Linked DNA regions of Homo sapiens: region 2 is linked to region 1. The links are chromatin loops, found by intact Hi-C in ENCODE. Cell type or tissue: gastrocnemius medialis. All regions are shown on one strand. Each heading gives the region's core, and the rest is flanking DNA. Links, peaks and the distances in the headings are about the cores only.

Region 1 (4,396 bases), core at 1,150-3,649:
TATTGTGAGGATTACAAATAAAGCGCTGAAAATAGAATCTAACAGAGTAAGCACTCAATAAAAATGGGTTATATAATATCTTACAGTTTCTCTCCCCCAAACTCTCTGGTGGTTTCTCTTCTTCCTCTGAGTAAACACCTTAGTCCTTATCAGGTCCTTTAGGGCCTCACACAAGCAGCCTTGTTTTCTCTGTCCTGATCTCTGACCACTTCCCCTGTTTCCCTCAGCTCTGGCACTCTGGCCTCCTTTCTGGGTGTTCCTCTGACACACTAGGCAATATGTGCAATAGCCCCTGCATCCAACCACCAGACAATGTTAGGGCAGGAAGAAATCAGCCGGTCCAACTTCCTAAAGTTATAAATAGGGAGATGAAAGCCTAAGAGGGATACAAGACTTGTCCATGGTCACAAAACTGGGACCAGGACCCTGGTTTTCTTGGTTCCTTAGTTCTTCATAATACCACACTATGTCTCTTATCTTTGTCCAGAGTATGTGGATTAAGAAAAAAGCCATCTGGTAAAAGTTGTGAAGGCAACACAGGGGCCTGTAAAGACTGCAGGTGGGCCAGGTACAGTGACTCACACCTGTAATCCCAGCACTTTGGGAGGCTGAGGCAGGTGAATCACTTGAGCTCAGGAGTTCAAGGTCAGCCTGGGCAACATGGCAAAACCCTGTCTCTACAAGAAATACAAAAATTGGCCGGGCATGGTGGCATGCACCTGTGATCCCAGCTACTTGAGAGGCTTGAGCCTGGGAGGTCGAGGCTGCAGTGAGCTGAGGTCGCACCACTGCACTCCAGCCTGGGCTAGAGTGAGACCCTCTCTCTGAAAAAAAGACTGAAGGTTGGCAAAGGATAGCAATGGAAATAAATAGCAATCACTTTAACGAGGTTGTTAGTAGCAGATACAGAAAAAATGTCAAAGGCACAAAAGATTATCATAATGGACTTGGTAGGGCTCACAACTGATTTGGGGAGATGAATTTTAAGTCAAAGCTGAAGTGAGAACAAGTATTCATATGCAATATGAATTGAAGGAATTACGGATGATAACAATAGGTGCTATAATTGAACACTTACTATGCCATAGGTACTGTATTGTACTTTCCATGACTTAATCTTCTAACAGCCCTACACTAAACTCTTTTTTATTTTTTATTTTTTGAGATGGAGTCTCGCTCTGTTGCCCAGGCTGGAGGGCAGTGGCATGATCTCAGCTCACTGCAACCTCTGCCTCCCGGGTTCAGGCAATCCTCTGCCTCAGCCTCCCGAGCAGCTGGGACTACAGGTGCCCGCTACCACGCCCAGCTAAATTTTTGGTTTTTTTTTTTTTAGTAGAGATGGGGTTTCACCATGTTAGCCAGGATGGTCTCGATCTCCTGACCTCGTGATCCCCCCGCCTCAGCTTCCCAAAGATCTGGGATTACAGGCGTGTGCCACCGTGCCCAGCCCCTAAACTCTTATTATCCAATTTTACAGATGAAAATATTGAAGCTCAGACAGGTTCAACCTGGAGTCTGAGCCCAGTTAGACTCCAGAGCCAAAGTTTTAATCACTATGTCACTGGTCCTCAACATTAGAATCTTTATGAGAATGTTCACAAAATATTCATGCTTGGGTCCCACTTGCAGAGATTCTGAATTAATTAGTCTAAAGTGGAATCCAGGGAGGGATACTCTGTAGAAGCATCCAGGTGATTCCACTGCAACTAGTTTGAGAACCAGTTCCATGCACAATAGTCTCCATGCTTAAGTATACTATCTAAGTCGTCAGCTGCTAGTAGGTAGTGAAGCTGGGTTCCAAATTCAAATCTGTATGGGTTCAAAGTCTAGTGCAGTTATCACCATCACCTTGACCACTACTTCCACCATTTCCACTCCAATACCACTTTACATTTGAAGAAGATTTACATCTTACACAGCATGCTCAAAGACAGAAAAATAAAGATTCTTCAGCCAGTGAATCTTATGAAAAGTGCTGCTTTCAAGAAATATTTCCGGCCAGGCATGGTGGCTCACGCCTGTAATCCCAGCACTTTGGGAGGATGAGGTGGGGGGATCATGAGGTCAGGAGATCGAGACCATCCTGGCTGACACGGTGAAACCCAGTCTCTACTAAAAATACAAAAAATTAGCCGGGCGTGGTGGCAGGAGCCTGTAGTCCCAGCTACTCGGGAGGCTGAGGCAAGATAATCGCTTGAACCTGGTGGGCGGAAGTTGCAGTGAGCCGAAATCACGCCACCGCACTCCAGCCTGGGCAACGGAGGGAGACTCCGTCTCAAAAAAAAAAAAAAAAAAAAAAAAAAAACTATATATATATATATTATGGTTCGTACCTATTAAAATACAGAAGAAAAAGAAAAAAATTTATAACTTCTTAAATAATCTAATGTCTTTTTTTTTTTTAAGGGTTTGGCTTCTGAAAGGTATTCCAAGTACACCGGCAAAATATCTACTTTCTCTATGAGTTTATAAATTGAAGTGGTTCTTCAGGACAAACAAAAACCCTTTTCATCTAAAATTTTAATTGAGACCAATTTCAGTGCCCTGGGAATTAGTTCCAAAGTTTGGCTCAAGTTTTCTGGCACTGAGCACAGGGCTCTGGCCTCAGGACTGCACTGGGTCACCTTACAGCTGCACCTCAGGGCTACTTGCCAAGAAGCTGGTCTCATGGCAACACTTCCCTATGGCTTAACACCAGAACATTGAGCTTGGATACCCAACCTGGCTGAAAGCAATTCACATGAACTGCAACTCTATCTAGCAAGCAACTTGCAGGAGTCATCTCGTGTAGCACTGTAACACCCTCTGACATTTCTGGGAGAAAAATAAGACTAATGTTCATTGGTTTGTCTAGGAGTGGAGATGGGTGTTTCTCAAGGTTTAATTTATAAATAGAGAGTTGTACGTTGCTATAACCACCACATAAATGGAGAAACGTGTCACTTAAAGTTTGTAACCAAGTTTTTAGCAGCTTTTTCAAAAATGGGGAAGTACAGTCCAGCTATCCTGGTTCAGGAACCAGAAAGATCAGGGTTGGAAATGTTATTTTCCCACTAACCAGGTGGAAGAGTTTGGGCAGTTAACTTAGTCTTACTGTGCCTCAGTTTACTCATACATAAAATACAATTTGGGCTCATTAAATGAATTCTAAATCTCAGTCTTAACATTTTACTATATGTATGAATATATATTTATAGTTTTCCTATTTTGGTACAATCACTTGAAACCCATTCTCTTACTAGAGAAATCTAAATTTCCAAAAATCTCAGGTTGTCATTAAATATAGCACCTAAGAACAAAGCACCATAGAGTTTAGCTGTAAGAGGTACTTAGATAATTTAGTCCAACTTCCTAATTTTATCATCTCTCTTCCTTTTCACTTTCCTTTCTTCCTTTTTTCAACAAATTTTTTTCTGAGTTCTGGTATATGCGAAGCACTGAGTTAAGTGCTAGGGACTGAGTCCTCAGTGTTAAAGAACTTCCAGTACAGTAGAGACAGACAAGTAAATAGGTGATTAAAATACAATGAAGTAAGTGAATAGAGGTGAGCATTGGGTGCATCGGAAGACAGAGGCCAGTCTTGGAGTGAGGGGTAGGAGTTAGGAAAGGGTTCCTGGAGAAATGACATCTTAGCTGTGGGCGGGGGGGGGGAGGGGGGGTGTTGTTTACTAGGCAGAAAAGCAGCATGTGCCTTTGCATAACAGAGAGGAACCCGGGAGCAGTGAGGAGGATTGCCCAAGGGTATGCATCTGGCCAGTGGCAGAGCTGCCAGTAAAATGGAGCTCAAGGCCATAACTAGAAAATTACAGGCTCAGTTGAATGTCAATGACACAAATTGAAAGTTCTTGGTTTTGTTTTTTGGTGCAGGTAAAACATCATGGTCCCTGCCTTTGCTGCCACCAACTTAATTCAAATCTGCGGCTCTTGCCTGGGCTCTAGGATTAGGATTTCCTCTCTGGCTCTAGTGTCTTCAGCAGTAACTCATCAACACAACACAACCACATCACAGGCTTTTCATCTGAGAAGTACCACCACCAATCTACTCTAGAGATGAGGATCTTTCAGTTGCTGAGTGGCAAGGATGAATAAACATCCTGGCTCTGATAGGCTTAGGAGACAAGTCTTTGTTAGTGATGGCTCAGTTATAGAACAGTTATGACATGATGATTGTCTTCACATATCTGAAGGATTGTAGGAGGGATGTTTATTCTGTATAGGGTGGAGGGGAAGAATGAGAACCAAATGGATATATAGATTACACCATTACAGGTAAATATATTTTCCCTAAATAAGAACTTGAGGGCCAGGTGTGGTGGCTCACACCTATAATCCCATATATACCTATATATACTTCTGAGTATATATACTCGGAAGGCTGAAGTTGGGGGATCACTTG
Region 2 (4,396 bases), core at 619-3,118, 110 kb before region 1:
TCCTTCCACCTCAGCCTCTCTAGGGGCTAGGACTACAGGCATGCACCACCACACCCAGCTAATTTTGTGTGTGTGTGTGTGTGTGTGTGTGTGTGTGTGTGTGTGTTTTCTTTGGTCCAGGCAGGTCTCAAACTTCTGGACTCAAGTAATCCTCCCACCTGAACCTCCCAAGGCACTGAGATTACAGTTTTCTCATAAATAAAATGGGCTCTTGTGAAAACTAGAAAAAGTAATATGCAAACAGTATCTAGCATCATAGGGGCTAGGTACACAGATACATGTGCCAGGTATATGGTACGTGGTATATGTTTGATACGTGTTGGCAACTTCTCCTTCCCCTTCAGTCTTATCCTTCACATGGTAGAAAGTAATCTTCCAGAATTACAGCTTTAATTATGTTATTTTCCTCCTCAAAAAATGTGGTAGTTCCCACTGACCCCCACTGTCATGGAAGGAGACCTGTTTGGAGGACCTGCCCAGCCACGCCTCTTTCTTTCAACTTCCACACACACTATCCCCTCTATTGAAGGGTGAGCACAGTAGGTTGTGTTTTCACTGTATAACACCCCCACCCTGCCCCCGACCAGAACAGCTGATATTTGAGGGGTAGACACCTGACCAAGGGACAAACAGTCCATTGGCCACTGGCTAATCAAATTGTCTCTGTCCAGTTGGATCCAAGAATCAAGAGACCGTGGTGACAGATGCTTGGCCTGCAGGTTGGCTTAAGTCAGGGCTAGAGTTGCCCTATGGGTGATCAGATGACACAGCGTGCAGAGAGAAGCAGTGGCAAGAAACCATGGGCCACCAGAGAGAGTGACTGGGAATAGCTACTGTCCACGCTCTAGCATCTGGAGGTCCAATAGCGCTACCCCACATCATTTCTGTGAGATTCCTCTGAAGCATTGTGTACATCAGCTCTTTACTTGAGCAAATCCAAGGGAGTTTGGTCCACTACAGTCTGGCTCCACTGTCTGGCCAGGCTCATCTGTCCCATCACCTCCACCATCACCCCTGCCTTATCTCCTGGCTACACTGAGTTACCCACAACTCTGCAAGCATGCTCTGCACTGCTCCTTTCTTTCCTCCTTCCTGGACTGTTCTTTTTCCCTCCCTCCTCTTCTTAAAAGCTTATCCACTCTTTGAGACTCAACTCAAATGTCTAGTGATGGCCACCCTCTGAGAACGCCCTGCTCCTGGCTCTGGTCTTTTGAAGGCAGTCACTGCACAGCACTGCTGGCTGCAGTTGTTAGCATACATCCTTGAGTTTTGCTCCTTGCCACTAAGCTCACTGAGGGTAGGAACCTGGCACACATTAGGACTGATATATGACAATGAATTTAATCCAAGGATTGGAATCCTGAAACACAAGCTGAGTTTCTTCAATAAAGAGAATTGTGCCAGTAGAAGGCATTGTTCGTTAAAATGGAAATGCATTTAGAGAATACTTCAGATTAAAGGGATGAAGATCAAAGGGCACATTTTTGGCCAGGAGTTCTGAGTCTTAGAGACCCAAATAAATTGTAGACTTTTTATTTCCTGAATTGATTGGAACCATAACACTGGATTTGGTGCTGTAATATAAAACTTTCTGGAACTTTTAGCCTGGTGGGAAGGCTCTGCTGTAAGCGTTAGGATTGCTCTTGTCTAAAATTAAAGCACCCACGCCTATTGCTGAAACTGGCTAGTACACATGGAAGGCCTGATTTAGACTTCCACGGTTGATCAGGGAACCATCAGAGCCCTACCTTAGCTGAAGTTACAGACATACCCTGCTTCAGACTTATCAGGAGAGGGTGTGTCTATATTACATGTGGACACACGTCCACTCCGGTTCGAGATCCTATGGCCCACGTCAAGAACAGAAAGCAGCTGCTCATGCAGACGGTGTGTGAAACATTAGCTGCGTTTTGCAAACATGTAAGAATTTCCCAGTGAGAATCTTGACCGCAGATGTGGGCCTGGCAGCTCCTCCTGGGCCTTGTGCCTGGGGCTCAGCCCTGGGGATGCTGTTCAAGCTACACTTCCAGCCTGGCTCAACATCTGACTGTCCCTCTGTACAAAGGGGCTGGTTTTGAGGTTCTGGGTCACAAGGTGGATCAAGCCCTTGCCCCTTATCCCAGGGAGGGAAACTCCTAACAGCTGAAGCAAAGTCTGCTTTATCACACTGACCTCTGACCCTTCTCAAGCTTTCTGAACAAACCTCAACCAGGTTAACCTAAAATCACCATTCTCAAATCTGCCTGTGCATGACCTAAGGGAATCTTTCATTAATTTTTTTTTTTTTTTTTTGAGGTAGAGTCTTGCTCTGTCGCCCAGGCTGGAGTGCAGTGGCGCAATCTGGGCTCACTGCAACTTCCGCCTCCCGTGTTCAAGCGATTCTCCTGCTTCAGCCTCCCGAGTAGCTGGGATTATAGGCAAATGCCACCATGTTCAGCTAATTTTTGTATTTTTAGTAGAGATGGGGTTTCGCCATGTTGGCCAGGCTGGTCTCTAACTTCTGACCTCAGGTGATCCGCCCGTCTCGTCTCGGCCTCCCAAAGTACTGGGAGCCATCACACCCGGCCTAAGAGAATCTTTTAAAATGCAGGTTTTGATCCTTTAGTTCTTAAACATGACAATTGGATGTTTATGCATATGTGTGAGATGTGTCACCCTTGAACCTTGTTACCATGTCTGCACATTACCTATCTGACATGAAAAAAAAAAGAAAAATGCAGGTTTCTCAGCCCCTCCCAGACTTACTGAATAAGGCTTTCTCAGGCAGAAGGTCATGAATTTGTCATTGAACATGTCTTAGTCCATTCAGCTGCTATAACAAAAATACCATAGACTGGGTGGCTTATAAACAACAGAATTTTTTGTTGTTTTTATCTTTTTTTTTTTTTTTTTTTTTTTTGAGACGGAATTCTCACTTTTTTGCCCAGGCTAGAGTGCAGTGGAGCAATCTTGGCTCACTGCAACCTCCGTCTCCCAGGTTCAAGCAATTCTCCTGCCTCAGCCTCCCAAGTAGCCGGGATTACAGGTATGTGCCACCACATCCAGCTAATTTTTTGTATTTTTAGTAGAGATGGGGTTTCACCATATTGGCCAGGCTGGTCTTGAACTCCTAACCTCAGATGATCCACCCACCTCGGCCTCCCAAAGTGCTGGGATTACAGGTGTGAGCCACCATGCCTGGCCTGTTTTTGCCTTTTGAGAGTTGGGGTCTCACTCTGTTGCCCAGGCTCGTCTCAAGGTCCGACCTAAAGTGATCCCCCTGCCTCAGCCTCACAATTAGCTGGGATTATAGGTGTGAGCCATCATACCCAGCTAGAAATTTATTTCTTACAGCTCTGGAGGCTGGGCGGTCCAAGATCAAGGCACCAGCAGGTTTGGTGTCTGGTGTGGGCCTGCTTCCTGGTTCAGAGATGGTGCCTTCTTTCTGTGTCCTCACCTGGTAGAAGGGAAGAGGGAGCTCTCTGGGGTCTCTTTTATAGGGGCACTGCTCCCATTCGCAAGGGCTCTGCTCTCATGACCTAATCACCTCCCAAAGGCCCCACCTCCTAATACCGTCACACGGGGTGTTAGGATTCCAACTATGAATTTGGGGGAATAGAGCATTCAGTCCCGTATGCCCTTTTCTCCTCTCATTTGCCTCCTGCTGGAAACTTCTGGCAGCAGAACAATTGCATGGCATACTTAGGGTTCCTTTTGAGTCCCTCTTGCCACAGCCCCAGTGGCCCAGCCATGGAAGGCTCCTGCCCTCAACTCTGTTCTGGGCATCCCTGTCAACCATCTCACAGTCTGCCCCTGCTGGCAAGGAGGGACACAGAAGGGGGCTGGTGAGCAGACACTCCAGGGCACGGGTGCAGATCCTCCTCTCCAGGCAGGGCAGCAGGGCAGCCTCAGCATGGGGCCTTCAGCTGTTGGAGAAGCCAACCAGGCAGGTCAGGCGGACTTGGCATGACTCAACTGCTGAGAAAGCAAGTCGCTGATACAACAGGGACTTGTGAGCTGGGAACAGCCATGAAACTGGACTGGGGATCTGGGGACCTGACTCCTGTCACACCAGGTGAGTCTGCCCAGCTCTCAGCTCTTCCCCTACTTGATTTGAGGCTGCAGGGCCTGGGCCTTCACACCAGCACTTCAAGGAGGTGCCACCCTGTTGGGTTTGATGAGCCTGACCTCCAGCAGAGAGTCCCAGAAGATCACAGACTTACAGGGTATGAGGGACTGTTTTTCAGGGCAAGCCCCTGGTTTTGTAGATGAAGCTGTTCAGAAAATATACTGAAAACTCCCACTAGCTTTATTCCTGTCCCCTACCTCATCCTTGTCAGAATGTCTCCACGTGGAATGGTGTCCAGTGCCCTCTCCCTGGGCTGGCCACACTTTAGGATGCCCCACCTTGATTCTC

The links. Hi-C counts contacts between places; a loop is a spot of excess contacts. Peaks named below come from ENCODE experiments on the same cell type or tissue, not always from the same donor. Only the 100,000 strongest peaks of a DNase experiment are listed, where the experiment ranks them.
Region 2: it touches region 1 in a loop (2.2-fold over the local background); 1 of 110 quality-filtered maps calls a loop at or near these places.

What each region holds. Positions count from the first base shown.
Region 1 is chr6:111,532,887-111,537,282 of GRCh38, reverse strand. LOC107986522 (a long non-coding RNA gene) reads left to right here and starts at 2,358. Exons shown (of 2, transcript XR_001743809.2): 1 at 2,358-4,396. It also overlaps TRAF3IP2-AS1. In gastrocnemius medialis, for the core only: no CTCF peak of the experiment used is centred there; a DNase peak (open chromatin) is centred at 2,672; H3K4me3 peaks cover 348 bases; H3K27ac peaks cover 1,234 bases.
Region 2 is chr6:111,644,628-111,649,023 of GRCh38, reverse strand. All of the region lies in intron 2 of LOC105377944 (a long non-coding RNA gene), which reads left to right. It overlaps LOC124901539 (small nucleolar RNA U13), which reads left to right and starts at 2,597; the gene lies at 2,597-2,697. In gastrocnemius medialis, for the core only: no CTCF peak of the experiment used is centred there; DNase peaks (open chromatin) are centred at 723 and 1,913; H3K27ac peaks cover 2,500 bases.